Linked DNA regions of Mus musculus: region 2 is linked to region 1. A link is a loop called in an ENCODE intact Hi-C map of the cell type or tissue named here. Cell type or tissue: left cerebral cortex. All regions are shown on one strand. Each heading gives the region's core, and the rest is flanking DNA. Links, peaks and the distances in the headings are about the cores only. Region 1 holds the start of Ppib (peptidylprolyl isomerase B). Region 2 holds the start of Snx1 (sorting nexin 1).

Region 1 (10,443 bases), core at 872-8,871:
TAGTTCCACTGGGGATCCATTGAGGACCACAGTTCAGCCCCAGCTGAGTGTGCTACATTAGTTTGGTGGATTTAGTCTGCATTTGCTCTATCAAGTCCCATCCTGGTTGTCCAAGACATAGATGTTGGAGAGAAGAAGCTAAGGAGATAGAACAGAGCCAGCAGTATCAATATTTCCCAGGATCGGCTGCTAGGTGAAGGTTCATGTGCTGAAATACAAGTGCAAATTGAGTATGACGATGCCACCGTAGCGCTGTGTTGTACAGCAGCTTTCAGTGTTTGGGACAAGGTTGAAGAAACAGGAAAAGGGTCGGAACCATTTACTAAAATTATACAGGGTCCAATGGAAGCACCCAGTGATTGTTTTTTCTTTCAACAAAGATTGACTTCAGCCATAAATAGAAGAGTGTCAGAATCAGAAGCTTGCTAAGTATTAACCAATCTTTGGCTTTCCAAAATGCTAGTTCTGCATGTAAAAAGTGATCAGGTCTCTAAAAACAAGATCAGCACCAATATATGAATGGATTAGAAATATGGCTGATATTGAATCTCATACTTGTGATGCAACCTTAGTGGAAGTAATCTCGAAAGGTGTGAAGAAAAATAAAAAATTCAGATGTTTTCATTGTGCTAAGCAAGGTGATTTGAAAGAGACTGTAGGCATAGTGCTCCTAGAAACAATGCTTTCTCTGGAGATAATCCAAAAAGAAGGCCCCAGGCTTCTGGTGTATACCAAAGAAGGTTCCTGGATTCTGAGCCACCACCATCACCCCCCTTTCCCTCCTTGCCCCCTATATGAGACAGCTCTTGGCCCTTCATAAAACCCCTCTCACATCCATCACCAAGCCCTTTCAGAAGTTCCTACAGGCCCTCCCTCCTTTAGGCCCTAGCCCTACACCTTCTAGACCTAACCCATCTCTTCTCCCTCTCTGTAACAGAAAAACCAGGTTATGCCCTCAGGGTCCTAGGCCACTAACTGGGATCTTTCTTTGCCCCTGTGGCACACCTGTCAAAAAAAAAAATTAGGCCTTACTACCCAGGGATGGACACCTGCAGACACAGCTTAGCAGTTGCTGAGCTCCACATTCAAGGAAGAGATAGAGATAGAGATGATAGAGAGAGAGAGAGAGAGAGATACACACACACACACACACACACACACACACACACACACACAAACTTTTGGTCACCTACCACTATCGTTCCCACAACCTGTCCTACCTCTTGAAGTATAACACACAGCAGCAATCCCCAAAGCAGCCAAGTTAGGTCTCATTAAGAGGTGGTAGGCTAAGGTCAGAGTCTGAAACAGGAGACAAAGAGACAGGTCTTTATATCATTTAGGAGAGGGGGTGTTAAAGAGGTTAAGACCCTGGAGGAATACTGAATCACCTCCCTTACCTCCCCTATCTCCAGGGGTTGAATAGTCAAGATATATTTTCTCTGGTTTTTAATCATGCTCACCAGGTGCTGGGGTTGAAGAAATGGTAGAGTTTGTAGCTATCACCCACTTCCCACCTGGGAACCCTTCAGATCTGTGATGGAGTGGTGAAGGGCCCCATTTTGTCAACATAGGAGGGAATTGAAGCAAGGATGTATAAGTGGCACATGGCACAAACTAGGCCAGTAAGGGCAACCTCCATATACAGCTGGCCACTCTTTGCAACAGCCTTCTATCTAGTCATAGAGGAAGCAGGCAAAAAGATCATTATAAGAAGAAAGAGGGGTAGGCATAGGGGTGATGGGAATTTAATCGGCTCCTGACAGCCTGCTATTGAATAATTTCTCAACCCTATTTGGAAGGACTGTTCGTCAGAGGTGAAGGTTTCTTGACCCTCAGATCCCCATATGTAAGAGTTGCCCTGGACAGAAGCAGACAGGAGGTAAAGAGGGGAAAGTCAGGCACAATCCAACGGACTTGAGTACTATGTCTTGGACAAAGCCAAATTCGACACATTTCCACTGTCTCAACAAGTGGCATATTCTCCCTGAGCTCATGTGCTACCCCCCTTTGTAAAGCCAGTGGCTTCACAGCCTGCTGTCTTTCTCCTCCAGCCTTGCTCAGAGACAGCCTCTGTATAGCACCCTCTCCAACAAACCTCTTCTGTGATACCTGTTCCATGGTGACTTTGTGGCATTCCTTGGCCCTGATCCACCAAGATACTCTTCCACTGCTAAAGCCTAACAAACAAACTAGGCCCATCACCCAAGGCTTTACCACCATAAGTGAGACTGAGGGATTAAGACGGCTTCTTCTCAGTGCTTTGGGACAAAGCATTGTCTGCAATTATAGACACAAACTACTCAGATCGATAGCTCTGCAGCATTACACTCACTGGAACCAATACAAAGAGAGCCCATAGAAAGAGAGATGAAAGTCCTGCCAATTATTTTTTTAAAAGGGAGAAAGAGGGATTTTTTTCTGCTGGACACATTTTAGCCAGTCTTGACCATGCTTGCTTCCCACTGCCAGGCCAGCCCCATTGTGGGATTCACCATTGAAACTCCTTTTCTAGGGGGCTGGAGAGATGACTCGGGACTTGAGAGCACTCACTGCACACCATACACAGACCAAGCTACATAGTTTCAAACTATAAAAATGTGTAGAGGGTGAGAAGTCTACCTACTTAATAAACAAGACCAGATAAACCAGAATTTTTTTTTAACACACAGGGTTTGTTTTTGTTTTGTTTTTTTCCCAGTGGAAGAAATAACCTAGCGACCTTTGCTATTCTGTGAAGACAGCCTTCACTCAGAATCCCCCAGACGCCTGGGCACTGTTTCTGAGTCAGTATAACCCCTATGAAAGAGGTCCTGTGCGTTTTGAAAAAGAGTTTGCTATTCTGCTTATTAGAAACCTTTGCTCCCTAGGCTCTTGTTCTGAGCACTGCCTGTCAGTCACTAGAGCCTGTTCTTGTGGAAGGAGGGACATAAGTGCTCTGCAAAGGACATGTGCTTTGCAAGGGAGTTCCACTGCAGGCACACCTTAAGCTTTGTTGTGATAGCTGTCACAAGGAAACTTTTCCCCCCAAGGTTTTACTCAAGTATGAAAAACCTACACTGGTTGGTGTCAGACCCCAGAAAGTCGAACTAGCCTGGCTAGGTCATGCCGAGCTGAGTTTTATTCTTGCCTCTTTGCCTGGCAACAGGAACAGCTGAGAGCTCATATCCAGAACCTGAAGCAGGAAGCAGAACACTAGCTAGGAATAGTGCAGGGCTTTGAAACCTCATATCCTACCAAGTGATGAGCTTCCTCCAACAAGGCCCCACCTTCTAAGCCTGCCCAAACAGCAGCACAACTGGAGATCAAGCATTCAAATGCCCGAGCCTATAGGGTAAATATCACTGGAATCAGCACAGTGTAAGACTCCAAACGCCAAAGTGTGTGCACTATAGAATGGAGCAACACCAAGTGTGTGTTACAACCGAAAACAGCCCATGGAAGCACCTGCAGCTATGAAAAAGAAAAGGCAGTCAGCCACAGACCTTTGTATATGTTATTTTCCACTTCTATGTTAATGTGAAGCCACCCCAACCAATACCTGCTGAGCACCGAGCCCTGGAGACAGGCTAGGGGAGCTATGTAAAGACTATGTGCAGCAAGGGCTCATTCTCCTAAAACAAAGTGCGAAGAAAAGAAATTTAACACCAGGAGCCGGTAGGATAACTCAGGTTCAGTAAAGTTGCCTGCTGCCTCTGAGCCAAAGGACATGGGTTCAACCCTCAGAGTCCCTGTGATGTAAGGAGAGAATAAACTCCCTCCACATGCAGGTAACTACGTGTCTACCCACTCACATGCAATGAGACATTGTAAAAAGGAAAAGATAAATACCAAAGTATCCAACAGAATGCATCCTTTCATAGGCGCACACAGCAGTTAAGCACAGGATTCCAAGACAAAGATGAGTAGTAAATTAGTAAAAACTAAAAATGGAAGCAGTGTGTGTGTGTGTGTGTGTGTGTGTGTGTAATGCATGCACATTATGTGTAGAGCTCTTATCATTCTGGGCCTTCATTTTGAGACAGGATCTCTACCTCAATCAAAGAACTAGTCTGGAAGCAAGCAAGGCTACCAGACCCGCCTATGTCCAGCACCACTACAGCACTAGGATTAGAGTCATAAAGTATGGCCATGATCTGCTTTTAGAGCTGGGTCCAAATTCAGGTCCTCATGATTGTGGAGCAAGAACCTTAACACTGAGCCATCTCTTCACCCCTCGACTCCACCCCTTTTTTGTTCTCGGGCATAGGTGTTACTATATTATGCTTAATAGCCAGAAACTAACTACATAGAAGCCGCCTTAAACTCACAGAAATCTTTCTGCTTCTTCCTCCAAGGTGCTGGGATTAAAGAGACGTGCAACCATGACTGGTCGTGTTCGTTTTAAGACAAGGTCTCACTCTAGTCCAAAAAGAACTAGTAGTCACTCTGTAGCCCAGGCTGGCCTTGAACTTTTTACCATCCTACTTCACCCTGCCCAGTGCTGGGATGACGGGTGTGAGCCACTACGCCCGGTCCCCAAGCAAGGCATTATAGAAGATATAGAAGGCTATGCTGTAACGCTCAACCGCTAAATTCAACCCCTAGTACTAAGGTTAAGTGTGTCCAGTCTTCTGAAGACCACCTCCAAATTTGGCAGCGACTGGTCTTTGCACGCCGTGACAAAAGTCTGAAAGTTGGATGGGCAGGTGGGGTCGCAAGGCACGCTGGGGTGCGTAGTCTCTCTTTCTGATACCAATCCCAACGCTGCCTTTGCGCACCGCCTTGACATACCCAATCAGAGGGCTGTAACGTGGCAGCCACCCGCAGCCCCGCCCCCGGCAGCGCCTACCACTCGGCGTCGCTGCGCAGGGAGAACGTGGCGCGCTCCTGGCGCTACGAGACCGCCCGCGGCCCCGGGTCCACCCCACGCCTGGGCGGCCACGCGCACGCTGCGCGTCCACACCCTTTTCCGGTCCGGGCTGCCCGACCGCTCTTGCTGCTGCCGGTGGATGCTGCGCCTCTCGGAGCGCAATATGAAGGTGCTCTTCGCCGCCGCCCTCATCGTGGGCTCCGTCGTCTTCCTTTTGCTGCCCGGACCCTCCGTGGCCAACGATAAGAAGAAGGGACCTAAAGTCACAGTCAAGGTCTGGGCTCCCCTCACCAGCGAGGCCTGCCTTCCGCCGCCTTAGGTCCGGCTCAAGCCGGAGCGGGTCTGGCCCAGTAGTTCCGACCTGAGCGTCCTTGTTCTTGTTCAGTTCTTCCTTGGGTCGACTTTGATCTCTTGAAGCCAGGCTCGCCCTATCTACTCAGACTAGAGAATAACCCAGACTCCCCCAGCCCCCCGCCCTGACCCAGGATGCCCAGCTTCGGCCAGCACGGACATCCTTAGGACGGTCCCTTTGCACATCCCCTGCATTGCTGGGAAATGGTGATGGATCAGAATTGCCGAATCTTTTACTATGGTCTCTCCAGTTTAGTGTGTTTTGTAGCACACACAGTAAATATAGTTAAACTTGCAAGCACAGTGTATCTCCCTGTGTATGTCCCCCTTTTAATGTATGTTTCTATAATCTGGAATCATTTAAAGAGCACAGATTGCTATTCTATAGTCTTGAGAACGAAAACTTTTAAAAAATGTTACATTATTTACTTAGTAGGGAGAGGGACTCGGGTACCACAGTGCAACCGTAGAGGTCAGAGGACAGTTTGCAGGAGTCCATTCACGTTGGTCTCTGGTCTTCAGGCTTGGCCGCAACCGAATTTTCCTCTAAGCCATAAGGCAGTCTGTAATCCTTTCTTGGGGTGGACCCAAGTGCTGTGGCATATATTACTCCCAGCTACTTGAGGGAGACTACAATTTAGCAAGATTAATTACTGGGGTTATTAGCTCAGTGGTGGACGGCTTATCTGCAGTGGCCCACCATTTCGTACTCCCTAGTACTGGGGTTGGAGACTACTAGAGCTTTCATAAGTGTACAGATGGTTGTAGCCACCATCTAGGTGCTGAGAACAGAAGCTCTAGGGTCTGGGAAAGCAGCAGATGCTCTTAACAGCTGCTGTTTCTCCAGCCTGTTTGTTGGATTTGTACAAAGGTTTTGCCCTACTCAGCCACAGCTTTAGGCTTTGTTCTCACTCATGGGGTAACTCCTCAGGCCCTCCTCTACCAAGGCCCCTGTGAAGGCTAAGCTTGGACTTGTTCACTTTCCTTAGGTATACTTTGATTTACAAATTGGAGATGAATCTGTAGGACGAGTCGTCTTTGGACTCTTTGGAAAGACTGTTCCAAAAACAGTGGATAATTTTGTAGCCTTAGCTACAGGAGAGGTAAGTGGCTAACCCCACACAGTAGGGATGGGAGCAGCTGGGGCTTCAGAGTGTGGCCCGTGTGTAGTGGTAGACAGACTTCATTAGCTGGCTTCCCTGAGGATGAGATATTTTTGTATATTAAGTGGGAATAAAGGGGTCCAGTCTTTAATTCTGGAGAAGGCCCTGGAACTGCGGTGACTTACTCAGAGCCTCAGTTGCCCAGTTTGGCACTTCCCAGAGATTGGACTGGTTCTTCCAACCCCTGCTGCTTCCTACAGCTAGTCATAATAGAATAATAATCCACAGTGCTAAATCTGGCAGCCTCACAGTTGTCTCTGCCAAATGGTGTGGCGGCTACTGAAGTGTTAACGTGGTTTTATGTTAGAGAGAACATAGACAAACATGGTACTGTGTGGCTGCAATGTTTAGAGAGTAAACTTTAACATCTGATTTTTTTTTTTTTTTTTGAGTTTTTATTTGAATGTTCTTAGACCATGTGATATGACAAGTTTTGGAATAAGAGCTTTTGGGGGGGGGAGGGGGAAGTAGTGAGTTGGTTAACACTGGTCGTCCTGGAACTTGCTCTTAGATCAGGCTAGCCTAGATTCCTAATTGCTGGGATTAAAGGCTTGTGCCGCTACATACATAGCTGAGTTAGCAGTTTTTAAAAAAGAATAAAAGGGTCCAAGGAACTTGATCCAAGAATATGACAAGGAATTTTTTTTTTAAGATTTATTTATTTATTATATGTAAGTACACTGTAGCTGTCTTCAAACACTCCAGATCTCGTTAGGGATGGTTGTGAACCACCATGTGGTTGCTGGGATTTGAACTCCGGACCTTCGGAAGAGCAGTCAGGTGCTCTTATCCACTGAGCCACCTCACCAGCCCATGACAAGGAATTTTTAAGGAAACATATATTCTGTTTAATTAATTCTGTATTTTAACTTGTCTGTTTTATTTTGTTTTTCCTGAGACAGTTTTATGCTGCCCCTGGCTGACCTTGAACCTGATTGTAGCCAGGGGTGACCTTGAGCCTCTGATTATGCCTCCCTCTACCTCCTGAGTGCTGGGATAACAGGCACACACCACCACACTCAACTTATACCGTGCTAAGGGTAGAACCCAGGACTGTGTTCCTGCTAGGACAAACACTGCTGGCTGAGATATATCCCCAGACCTCTTAAGAGAACACAGAGGGAAAATGGCATTTCATGGCCTGGGTTACATTATTCAAGAACAGTAGAGAGATCTGCTTCCCCCACCTCTAGATCTGTATGCTCTGTGTTGGCCTGCAGTGGCTGGTCCCTCCCTTGGTACATTAAATGCTGCATCTATACCAGAAAGCACTGTGGGCGAGGCTGTGCACGCCTGTCTGCCATCCCCTTCTTGCCTCATTCTCCCTTCCTGTCTTCCCTCTCTCCAGAAAGGATTTGGCTACAAAAACAGCAAGTTCCATCGTGTCATCAAGGACTTCATGATCCAGGGTGGAGACTTCACCAGGGGAGATGGCACAGGAGGTAACTTCAGGCCCTCTGAGCAGAAGAGTCTTGACACTGTAGTGTCCAAGGTGGGGTGGCCAGGCATCTCCTTTCACCTGCTCTAGGGGCCGGCTTCTCTCCTGCATTGAGACTAGCTGTACCCTTCTTTGAAAGGACAGCCCAGTGCAATTAACAAGTCTGTAGCTTGCACCACACAATCTGTTGCTTGTGTAAAACACATGCACATAAACTTAGAGCCAAAAAGATGGGTAAAGGGACTTGAGGCCAAGGCTGATGACTTTGTTTCCTGGGTCTCAAACATTAGAAAAAGAGAAGTGACTTCTGCAAAAGGGGCCTTTGACCACTATGCATGCGCGCACGTGTGCGCACGCACACACACACACGCACACACACACACACACACACACACACACACACTCTACAAATAAGTAAAGCTAGAGAACTGAAGGCAAGTGTAGTGGTGCCTGTAACCTCTGCGCTCAGGTTAAGACAGGAGGTTCCTGAGTAACTTCAAGGCCAGCCTGGTCAATTTTAGCACACCAGGGACTAGAGAAATGACTCAGGTAGAGAGGATTGACAGGAGCAGGGGCCCTGGCCTCCATTCCCATGTGTTGACTCACAACTGTTTGTAATTCCAGTTCCAGGGTATCTGACATCCTCCTCTGGTCTCCTCACGCATATGTGTGGTACACAAACATATATGTATGTAAAACACCCACACACTTAAACTTAAAAATAAAAGCCAGTGTGGTGGCATGTGCAGTGACAGAGACAGATGGATCTCTGAGTTTGAGCCCAGACTGGTCTACAAAGTGAGTTCCAGGATAGCCAGGGCTAAACAGAAACCATCTCAGAAAAAATAATTTAAACAAACAAACAAACAAACAAACAAAAAATGGTAGGCATGAAGCTTAACCATTTGCAAAGCAGATGGATGGGAGTTCTGTGATAGATTAAGTGGGATTCATGTTTACCATCATAAAGGGTAAAATACAAATTTCAGGGGTTTTGTTTTGTTTGTTTTTGTGACTTGGAGCTCCTTGTGTCTTGAGGGTGAGAATGAAACTAAGGCTATAGATTGGACTTTTTGGAACAGGGACAATTGCAGTCTCGTGGTTAACTAAGATTTCCAAGGATGGAAGGCAAATAGGAAGTCTTAGCAGTCAGTATCCAGCCAAGAGCCATTGCAGGAAACAGGCCAGCTCACCCCAACTAGTCTAATCCTGGTTCGCTGCCTCCCCAGAGGCCACACAGTCACCCACCTCTCCTGGTCAGTCCCTGACCTGAGGCATCCTGAGGAGCTGTGGGATGAGCACTAGTGACCTGAGAGCAAAGGAAGTTAGTCACTGTGTGTCACTGGCCTGGAGCGCCTCATGTCATTCCCTGTCATACCAGGCCACCTGTATGCGTGTATGAGGTTGGCTGGCGCACGACATTGCGTGCACGCTAAAGCCAGTTTCCCTCTTCCACCCTGTGGGCTCCATGCCTGGCAGCAGGTCGCTGTGCGTGCCAGGTCTTCTCACCAGCCTGAGAGGACGGCTGCTTCTGTGCTAGCGTTCTCAGGCCCAGCAGTCTGTTAGTGGGTAATGGGGAAACCAACTTTGCAACCAGGATCTTGGAAAGGGTTTGAGGCTCTGTGCTCACCGTCATGGCCCTGAACCTGCACCCCACACTGTTGGGAGCCGCCCTCACATTTGCCATTATAAGATGGCGCTGACAGCTGTGTTCTAAGTGGTAAACATAATCTGCACACGTGCAGGGGCAGTTTTCCCGCCATGTGTTCTGCCTTTCTTGTGATGACAACTGAGCCGATGGGCTGCAGCCAATCAGGGAGTAATACGTCCTAGGCGGAGGATAATTCTCCTTAAAAGGGACGGGGTTTTGCCATTCTTTCTCTTGCTTTCTTGTTCTTGTTCTTTTTCTCTCTCTTGCTTTCTTGTTCTTTTTCTTGCTTTCTTGCTCTCTCTTGCTCTTGCTCTTGCTCTTGCTCTCTTGCTCTCTTGCTCCTGAAGATGTAAGCAATAAAGCTTTTGCCGCAGAAGATTCCGGTTTGTTGCGTCTTTCCTGGCCGGTCGCGAGAACGCGGGTAAGACCACACAATGACAAATGTTCATGGGCATCTTTTATTTTATGTTCCTTGGTAAAAACAAATAGGAGTTCTAACTCCCCCCTCCCCCCGAAGCTGCACCTGTTTTGTAACCCTGGGAAGGTTACAGCAGCCCTTTTCTGAAGGATTCTACACCCACGCCCCCAGCCTGGCCTCACACCCTAGGTGGTCTTGGTCCTGACAGCTTGGGTAGAAGACAGAAGACATCTGTCCTTGTTTGCCACCAAAGCCTAGCCTAACAAGGACAGATCCTCGCCCAGGCACCTGCTGTTTGGGGTCAGCCCCCCCTCCCTGACCTGCTCTGCCTCTTCCTAGGAAAGAGCATCTATGGTGAGCGCTTCCCAGATGAGAACTTCAAGCTGAAGCACTACGGGCCTGGCTGGGTGAGCATGGCCAATGCAGGCAAAGACACCAATGGCTCACAGTTCTTCATAACCACAGTCAAGACCTCCTGGCTGGATGGCAAGCATGTGGTTTTCGGCAAAGTTCTAGAGGGCATGGTAAGTTAAAATGTGGAGGTTAAACCTCGGTAGTCCTCACCAAGGA
Region 2 (10,028 bases), core at 1-8,000, 63 kb after region 1:
CCACTCAAACATGAGGACCTGAGTTCAATCCCCAGCAGCCACATAAAAACCAGGAATGAAGTGAACCTCCCACTACACACATACGTGTACCCTCCAAAACATATATACACCTGGAAAATAAATAACTTCCTTTAAAGAAAAAAAGAAATTTACGAAAGGGGCTAAGGAGATAGTGAACCAGTAAGATGCCGACCGTGTAAGCATAAGGACCCGAGTTTCAGCCCCAGTTCCCATCTAAAAAGCTGGGCATGGTGGCACACTAGCGTTCCCAGTGCTGGGAAGGCAGGGCTACTGGCTAAATCAGTCTAGTCTAATCAGCAAGTCCCAGGGCCCAGGGAGAAACTGTTTCAAAACACAAGATGCATGACTCCTGAGGAACAATGCATAACTAGACCTCTGGACACACAGGTATGCATACACACACACACACACACACACACACACACACACACACACACGCATACACACAAGCCCATCCATCCCACATGAACTTACACATATATACTCACAAATTTACTGAAGACAGGCTAAACATGGGGAATACCCATGTGCATGCTTTACAGAATACAGAATTAAAACACTGACAGGGAAACTCATGTTTTTTTTCTTTTCTTTTTTGTTTGTTTGTTTGTTTTTGTAAAATAAAATTTCCAAATTCTGTCCAGATTGAAAGAATTTATTCCATATGCACTCAAGGTTGAAAAAGAGCTGAGCTGGGATTGTAAAATGATATAAATATAGAGGTTCTTCAAAAAAAGATTAAAAATAGTGTCACCATATGATGCAGCAATCTCACTACTAGGAATAGATCTAAAAGAAGCCAAAGAGGAACGGTATGTTTGCACACTCTTGTTCAAAAGCACATTTCATAATAGCCAAAATGTAATCCCAGTGTCTAATGGCATATGAATGGATAAAAAGATAAGATACAGGATGGGATATTATTCATCCGAAAGAAAGTACTGATATTCACCACAAGGATGAACCTTGAGGATATTATGCTTAGCAAAATAAGCCTGCACAAAAAGACACATACTGACAGTATCTGTTCCATGCCTGTAATCTCAGCACTCAGGTTACAGCAGGAAGATGTGTGACTGAGGATGCCCTGACCTTCATAGATCCTAGGGTTCCCTGAACTTCATAGATCCTATCTCAAAAACAAAACAAAACAAAACAAAAACCAAACCAAACTGCTAGGATTACACTTGTATGAGGTATATACAACGGTCACAATCCGAGGTAGGGGCAGAAGGATCAGGAGTTCAAGACCATCCTCAGCTGTAGACCAAGAGGTCAGACTGGGCCACATGGGGCCTTGTCTCAGGAATAAAGTAACAGTGAGTTCATAAAAACTGTTACTCATAGAAACTGTCACAGTAACACATGACTGTAGTCACAGTTATTGAGGAGGCTGAGGCAGAAGGATCAGCCTGATAAGATGAGCCTACATACAGGCAGTGGAGGCGCACGCCTTTAAACCCAGAACTTGGGAGGCAGAGGTAGGCGGATTTCTGAGTTTGAGGCCAGCCTGGTCTACAAAGTGAATTCCAGGACAGCCAGGGCTATACAGAGAAACCCCATCTTGAAACCCACCCTGTCTGCAAAATTTAAATTACACTAGTGTGTGTGTGTGCACTGTAGCACATATGTGGAGGAAATCAGAGGGTAACTTTCAGGATTAAGTTCTCTCTTGGGTGCCTAGACTCAAACTCAGGTGGTCAGGGTCATCAGCAAGCACCTTTACCTTGCTGGTCTACTATCTAAGACTTTTAAACATTTACATTTATAACATTATATTATACTCTCTTGTTAATTTTAAATATCCGAAGGCATATATAAATAAGTCTTTTGTTGTTTTTGTTTTAAGACAGGGTCTGCAATATAACAGCCTGGCCTTGAACTTGTGACCTTTTGCCTCAGCCTCCCAAGGGCTGGGACTACAGGCATTCAGCATTTGCACATGGCTCTGTAAGTAATATTAGACTAATCAAAGACAAATTGTTCAGCATGACTTTTCTAGTCTCTTGCCTTTCCTTCTTTATCACATGCTATTTTCCCAGACCTTTCTCTAGTCAATAGGGTTTAGTTCACAAGAGAGTAATGAGAAAAAAAGTCCTAATTGGCTTGACATAAAACCAAATAAAGACACTGATATTTGACGTTTGGCCAAAATCTAAGCCAATGACTTCATTTCTCTATATTTTTTCCCTTCCTTTCAGCATAAGAAAAGCTACCATAGTTTCTCCCTTTTTATTTGAAAGAGAAATCTCCTGTGGTTCTGGCAGGCTGCTGAACCGATGAGCAGATAAGACTGGAGGACAAAGGGGCCAGCTTCTGTTGTGAGCCCTTTCCTTACAGTAAGCAGACCAGTGCAGTCATGTGTGGCGTAAAAACCTGCATGCACTTTTCCATCTTCTGAACATAACATTGGGAATTTAAAATGCCAATGGCTCTAATCCAGTGCCTTGTTTTACTGAGAGATCAACCCTATTCTAGAAGAAAGCTTCAACTAAATATCAGGATTCAAGTCTATGTCAAAGATTTGGATTCAGGCTTTTCATTAATGATTTCTGATTTGTTTTAGAATTCTTTTGATTTCAGGGTCTCCTACTCTACTGAATGGCATGTATATTTTGAGATGTTCCTCATGGGCCTATCTTTTTATTACAAATCCCATTTTTATTACTGTAGTGACATGGCTTCTTGGCTGTAGAAAAGAGCAGATGGGATGATTAACAGCAGCAGCTGTCCAGAACATTACATGCATACCATGAATTAGTTCTAAATGCTACATGCCCCAGCTTCCTAATACTGTAATGCCTATTTCTTTGTTTCTAAAATGTTAACAAATCACAATAGAAAGGTTAGGTTAGGCTGGGATGTAGCCCAATGGTACAACAGTAGAATAAAATGCTTCAGATGCCTGGTCTCAAGCCCTTCTCTTCTCTTTCTTTCTTTCTTTCTTTTTTTTTCTTTCTTTCTTTCTTTCTTTCTTTCTCTTTTTCTCTCTCTCTCCCTCTCTCTCTCACACACACACACAATCACACACCAACTTAAAACAATAGGAAGCCACTGAAGCCATCAGTTGATGACTTTTAGCTGATCAAGTCAATCTTATTAATTAGCTTTGTTTTCTAACTCATTCAGTTTTGTAGGTTTTTTTTTGTTTGCTTGTTTTGTTTTTTTGTTTTTTGTTTTTTCTAAACAGGGTTTCTCTGTATAGCCTTGGCAGTCCTGGAGCTCACTTTGTAGATCAGGCTGGCCTCGAACTCAGAAATCCGCCTGCCTCTGCCTCCCTAGTGCTGGGATTAAAGGCGTGCGCCACCATGCCCGGCTCAGTTTTGTAGTTTTGACTGCTGAAACCCTTATCAACAAAAACAGCCCAAGCTCTCTAAAATAGTTTAGTTTTTTTATTGTGTAGAAACAACTGTTCCAAGTATTTCACATCCTAACTTAACCTTCATAAAACCAGTAGTAAACACAGCACCTCTCTGTTGACAGGAGTGAGTGTGTGAGTGTGTGTGTGTGTGTGTGTGTGTGTGTGTGTGTGATTCTACCATATCTCTCTTACTCTGCCCATTCATCAAGATCTCCGAATCCCCACTGATTTCGTTTCCTAAGACAACGTCCCATGAAGTCCAGTGTGGTGTCTTGATCCTTCTGCCTCAGTCTTTCAGATGTTGGGATTTACCACACCAAGAAACTTTTCTTTCTGTCAGGAAATTTAGCTAACAGAATACTTTGTCCAAGAATAAGCTAGCAAAACTGAGCTTGGTGGGACATGCTCATCCTACCATTCGGAGGTGTAGGCAGGAGGATTGATTGGGAGTTCAACACTTTGGCTATGTGAGAACCTATCTCAAATGATAACAAAACAAAAACCAAAGTTAAAATAAGCAAGCAGACTGCCTAGATTAGCATCAGACTTTACAACCTACTCTGTAATCTTCGGTGTACCCAGGCTGAACCTGAACTTTCAACAGAGCCCCTGCCTCAGGTCCAGAGTAGCTGAGATTATAGGTTTGAGCCAATAGGCCCAACTTAATTTCTTAATTTTTCAGTGTTTTTCTTTCATTTTAACTGTGTAGAAGTCTAAATTCTTTGTCTCATAACTAAAGCATCTGTTAAAAATATAATTTATAACTAATGGTTGCTTAATAAAATCGCTTAGTGAAGCCTTGGTTTCTTGAAGAGTAGTATTCTGGGTCAAATCTAAAGATATCTAGCTACTGAGGACATAGTTCAGTGGTAGAATGTATAACTAGCATTTGCAACAAGCTGGGTTTGACCTCAGCACCTGCTTTCTGTGGTAGAGCAAAGTAATTCTGACTATCCTTCCCTCATTTTTTGGGAAGAAGACAAGAGATTTTTACAGTCTTAAGAAGTATCAAGCCTCCATCACTAACTGGATGAGGTCAGTAAAACCACAGTCTCGTGCTTTTTACTAAGAACTCTGGACAACAGCTCCTCCCTGCCAGTTTCAATTTTCAGGTATTTCACCCATCATCTCAGAAGTTACTAACAGTAGCTGTTCTCCATGATTTATGAGAGTAACTATATAAAGATACTTAAACAGAAATAAAGACTCCATTATCGGCAAGTTACTCTTTCTCAGAGTAGCAGACATCATTAGACAATCTGCTGTCATTAGCACCAGCAACCACTTTATGATTATAGCCTTCAATTTCTCAACATAGTAAAATTTTAACTACGGCCATGTTAAAAAAAACAAAAACAAAAAACCCTCCAAAATCTAAATTTTTTCTAATGTAAGGGGCACCTCCAAGTTTTCAGACACATGCTATATACAGAATTTAAAGTTATTTAACTCAGTCTGATACTGATTAGCTACTCTGAAGAGAAACAATAACCAAGAAAGGAAGATAACTGCATAGACTCGGTACTGAAGACGTTTCTAAGCTGGAACTAACTGTACCGAGTGGTATGAGTCAGTGTTCTCATAAAACAGCCCAAAACATCTCTCCTGGTGCTGTTAACCCATGACATTCCACACGGAAAGACAAGGAGGTTTTGGTTGTTTTGCCAGCAGCTAGCTCTCATTTGAAACCTAGATATTTATTATGGGAGACAGTTTTTCCCTTCACATTTACAGATCTGTTTCCAAGCACTTTAATGCATCCTTTTAACAGAAACAAAAGCTTTCTGATCCGTGTAATCTATTTCTCTCAACCAGCATTTGCCCTGATTCCTGGAGAGATCAAAGGAGTCACAACCTAACTTCCATAAACTAGTATCCAGAATGGGCTTTTGGTAATGACCAGGAAGTGCTGGGTATAACAGGAGGATCAGTGGGCGGGTCATGGTCCTTCCTAGATCACGTTTCCACTTTCGGTGCAATAAAACAAGGGAACTGATGGTCTGCACCTCATTTTCTAATTTGTCATGTTTAAAGTCAGTCTGCCCAGGACACAACCAGCAGAAATGCCCGCTGAATCCTTGGGGTAACCACACCTCTGGGCCAGGGGACGGCCTAGGTTGCTCTTGGCTATTAAGGATCCGTGGTGAAGCCACCACACCCCTCGTCTCTTCCCGCCCGGGCTTGGGCAGCCAGGCTCTAGGGCTCGTTTCCTACTCAGGGCCCTGGAGTCCTGATTGCTGACACCGAGCGAAGATTTCCCACCAGGCCCACTATCTTCAAAGCCCTCGAACCCTTAATAAGGGTTCTCTTTTGGGGGGCTCTTTTCTGTCTGCTGCCCCAAGGATGGGAACTCACGGCTGCCGCGGCGCCAGTGAAAATATCCTCCCCCTCGGTGTCGCTGTCCCCAGCCTCGGGTTCTGACCCCCCGGCAGCCCCTTCCGACTCCGGATCCATGCCAGGGAAGGGCGGAGGGAGTCGCTCCGAAGCGCTACAGCCACCACCTCCTGACGCCATCTTCCTCCACCCGTGGCGGAAGCAGCAACAACAACTTTATAGACAGTGCCGCGAGCAAAGCGCTCCAGCCGTGTGAGGTGCGCGAGGGCCGTTATGGACCCAGAGGGACCATCGGGGCGGAACCTGGGGGAGGGACCTAGGGCGGGGCCTGGGCTGCTGCTCAGCCAATCCAAGCACTGAACCGCAAGGCTGCACTGGGGCGGGCCAAGTAGGCAGAGGAGGAGCTAGAGGCTGAGGAGTTCCTCCGGGTCTTTGTGCCCTGCATGGCTCTATCTGTCACGCTTCTAAGGTTCTGTTTGAATAAAGTCTGTGACTAACAATGTTTGAAAACCTCTGCATGCCACCTGCTCATGCCAAGCACAGTGTTCTCTGAGAGATTCAATAAATATTTTTGATTGAGGGCTGAAACGACTGCAGGAAGTTTTGCCACTTAGTTTTTGGACATTAATTCATTTAACATATACAGAGCATTCACTGTGAGCTTGGCACCTTACTGTGCGTTTCAAATACAAACACAAAAGCTCCTGGCTCACAGTTTAATGAGGCAGTCTTGTAAGTCAACAATTTAAACACACTCAGTGTTACAGTGTGCAACAATAAAAAGAAGTTATCGATTTTTTGAGAAGCCAGGCTTCACACAAAGGGGAGATTTCCGTGTATTAAATTCGGTCCTTAAGAATTTTGGGTTATAGCCGGGCGTGGTGACACGCCTTTAATCCCAGCCCTCGGGCGGCAGAAGCAGGTGGATTTCTGAGTTCAAGGCCAGGCTGGTCTACAGAGTGAGTTCCAGGACAGCCAGGGCTATACAGAGAAACCCTGCCTCGAAAAAAAAAAAAGTTCCCGGAACTTAATCACAGGTTGGTGAGTCGAAGTCAACTAGAGTTTAAAGATAACATAGGTTATGTTATCACGGACTAATTTGCAAGATGATCCTTTCAAGGAGCTGAAACCTGCCACTAACACCAACAGAGGTGGTTTGCTTTTCTGGTTGAAACCACCTTAGGCAGGCCTGAAATTCTGTGTCCAAAGCTGGCCTCAAACTCAATGCTCCTCCCTCGGCCTCCCAAGTGCTGGAATTACAGGCATGAGCCACCAGGCCTAGCAAAGTTGGCTGTTTACAACTGCAAACTCAACATTAGGGGTGGATTCCCTTACAGATAAAGTAAACTGCCTGAAGGTCAGGAGAGTGTCTTAGTTTGTAACTTTTATTCCTGCATACACATTGTGTATGGCAAATTAAGTGTCTAATAAATATTTGAGGTGGAAACACAATCAACTCTGTAACTGGCACCCATCACAGCCATGAACACACAAAAAAAAGGTTAAGAAATGCTTTTTTAGGATGTTCATCTCCGTTATCATTACTACATAGTGAACACAGATAAAGTTCTCTCGCTGTAATTTGGGTGGTGGTCGATAGAAATCCTCCCCATGGAGAGAAGCTGCACTAAACTAAGTTTCTAGGAGATAAGAAAACTAAGCCTTCCCTGTCCGTAGGCATGCCTATCAACATTGGTCTTCCAAAATAACCCCTTTCACCGCAAAGGAAATCCACTTCCGGCCTGGTCAGAAAGTAAGAAAAATTTGTTTGGAAGTGGCTTCCTCTGAGAAATAGCTGTAGAGTCTCCGTTCTAGAATATCTTCCAGTAGTAGTAACCTTGATCTCCTTTCCCCTACCTCTTTAGGATTCATCTTTAGTTCTTCCTAGGAACTGAGTGGGGCATTTGGTGACGTATAACAGTCCGTTACACGATCCTCTGGCTAAGACTACAAGCCCCATATACATTTCGCCGCCGCTCCGCTAACGCCCCTTAGACATCCCAGCATGCAATGCGCCTAACGGGCCGTAAGGATTTTTCTGTGCCTTCTAAATCGAGCAGAGCATCTTGGGACATGTAGTCTTTACAGCTAATTTCCCTAGGTCCTTCGCGTTGCAGTTTTGAGTCCCGCCTATTCTCTGCTCCCCTAAACCTTTACACATGTCTTGGTTTATTTGAAGACCAGGAAGTTCTCTCTCGAGGTCGGCTGCGGAAAGACGGTGGCTCGGTTGGGACAGTCGCCAGGGATGGCGGAACGTGAGGATGGAGCGAGTGTCTGGGCTGCTTTCCTGGACGCTGAGCAGGGTCCTATGGCTCTCAGGCTTTTCTGAGCACGGAGCTGCCTGGCAGCCCCGGATCATGGAAGAGAAAGCGCTAGAAGTTTATGGTAATTTACCCAGGGCACTATTTGACGGTGTTTGAGAGGCGGCATTGGAGAGGGGGTGGAGGAGGGCCTCACCCTTGGGCTGGAGTGGACCCTTGGGGTTTTTACCAGACTTAGAGGGAAGCATGTTCTTCCGGGTCCTAAGTCACACAGCAATGTCGGGCTATTTCTAAACCTGGAGCGAAATTGAGCCAGGAACTCATAAACGCTTTGTTACCCTGGACTGCCTACAGCTCTAGGGACAGTGTCAAGGGATGTGGGCAGAATGAGCCTACAGTGATCAAGAAGCAAAGCATGCCGAAGATTTCACTACTCAAGAGTCTTTCCTTCTTTAGTTCCTGGACTTGCGTTCCTCCCGCCATAACTGAGGTCACTGTTTGGTAATGGCCGAGTTGGGGACTGGCCCAAGGTCATAGCAACTCTCTTGTGTGACAGAATCAATAGGAAGTGAAGAGGTAGGGATAGATATCTCAGCGAGAGGCTTTAAATTTACAATTTTCTTACACAGTTAAGTGTGTTCGTGTATTCACTCAGAGACTCTCCACTTTGAGGGACTGTCTTCATTGTACAGATGGGGAGTGGGTTGTTTAACAAGTACCCAGAGGGTCATATTGTCAGTAAGAAACAGAAAAAACCAAACTTGTGATTGAAAATGTAATGCTTGTTCGTGTTTCTCTCTCTCTCTCTCTCTCTCTCTCTCCTCCCCCACCTCCCTCCCTCCCTCTTTCCTTCTCCACTCTTGACCCTACCTCCCCAGCCCCTCTCTTCCCTCCGTTGACCATTTGTAGTATTATTTATCAGGATTGGGGAGAAAATCCAGAGTCTCATACAAATTAGGTGTGTTCCACCACTAGCCCTATTTTTTTGAAAACAAAAAGGCCAAGATGTAGCACTAAGAGAGATGCTCCTACAGATACAGTTTAGGTGGAATTATAGGCCAGGAAGAAGGATTCCAAAGATGGAATGGCCCGGGAGCTAATCAGGTTCCCTTATCTCTTGGTAGAGAGGCAAGGCTGACTTAACCCCAGGCAGAAGATAATTGCTACTGTACTATCTCCACAAAACATTCCCATCCTACCATACCTCTGCATATAGCGTCTGGAAACTTCCGGGGACCAGAAATACAACTCTTCAAGAGAGATGATTCTAGTCCTCAAGTTTGCATTGAATGACACCCACTTATGCAAAAATACAAAATGCAGTCAGAGGTCATGAGCTTAAGTAGGAGGTATGGAGACGCAGAGGAAAGAGAAATTGACTAGAAACATCTGTGATGATGTTAGACAGTTACTTGGGTAGGTCTTGAAGAGTAGTTTGGATATGTCAGAGGTCGCATACGCTGAAGAAACTAGAGTAAAATATGGAGATGAGAAGACAGAATTGGCTATCCAGAAGGAGGCACCTGATGGTGACTGCAGGTGGAGGTGTGGTAGGCTGTTTCTTTAGACTGTAGACTGGAATTGAATACTGAAGTTTCAAATCACTTTTATTACATTTAGTTACTTTGTGCATGTTTGCACATACACATGCAAGTCATAGTGCAAATATGGAAGTCAGAGGACAACTTGCTGGCGTTAGATTTCTCCTTCCAGCAAGTGGCTCCTGGGGATGGAAACCCAGGAGGTTAGGCTTATTTGGTGGCAGGCCCCTTTTCCCACTGAATCATCTCGCAACCACCACCACCACCCATTGAAACTTTTAAATATAAATGAATCATCTTTTTAAGTATTAAAAAAGAGGTTTGTTTGTTTGTTTGTTTTTAATTTTAAGTCTGTGTGTGTCCATGGAGGCCAGAAGTGTTGGGTCTCCCTGAAGCTGGAGTTACAGGAGGTTGTGTATTGCCAGTTGTGGGTGCTGAGAACTGATTTTAAGTCCTCTGGAAGAGCAGACCTTCATGTCAATACAGAGCAACAAAAACTTAGTTGTGGGT

Evidence for each region. A loop is a pair of places that touch in the nucleus more often than their neighbours do. Peaks named below come from ENCODE experiments on the same cell type or tissue, not always from the same donor. Only the 100,000 strongest peaks of a DNase experiment are listed, where the experiment ranks them.
Region 2: a loop joins it to region 1, with 8 times the contacts of the local background. A loop is called at or near these places in 12 of 42 quality-filtered maps.

The regions. Positions count from the first base shown.
Region 1 is chr9:66,055,275-66,065,717 of GRCm38, forward strand. Ppib (peptidylprolyl isomerase B) reads left to right here and starts at 4,895. Exons shown (of 5, transcript NM_011149.2): 1 at 4,895-5,126; 2 at 6,193-6,306; 3 at 7,715-7,808; 4 at 10,213-10,397. The coding sequence starts at 4,992. It overlaps Snx22 (sorting nexin 22), which reads right to left. Exons shown (of 6, transcript NM_001379335.1): 6 at 9,900-10,443. In left cerebral cortex, for the core only: no CTCF peak of the experiment used is centred there; DNase peaks (open chromatin) are centred at 4,822 and 6,032; H3K4me3 peaks cover 2,411 bases; H3K27ac peaks cover 1,122 bases.
Region 2 is chr9:66,118,870-66,128,897 of GRCm38, forward strand. It overlaps Snx1 (sorting nexin 1), which reads right to left and starts at 6,017. Exons shown (of 15, transcript NM_019727.2): 1 at 5,738-6,017. The coding sequence starts at 5,896. Ciao2a (cytosolic iron-sulfur assembly component 2A) reads left to right here and starts at 7,742. Exons shown (of 5, transcript NM_026635.3): 1 at 7,742-8,101. The coding sequence starts at 7,978. In left cerebral cortex, for the core only: CTCF peaks have their summits at 979 and 7,756; DNase peaks (open chromatin) are centred at 926, 4,988, 6,039 and 7,757; H3K4me3 peaks cover 3,283 bases; H3K27ac peaks cover 2,692 bases.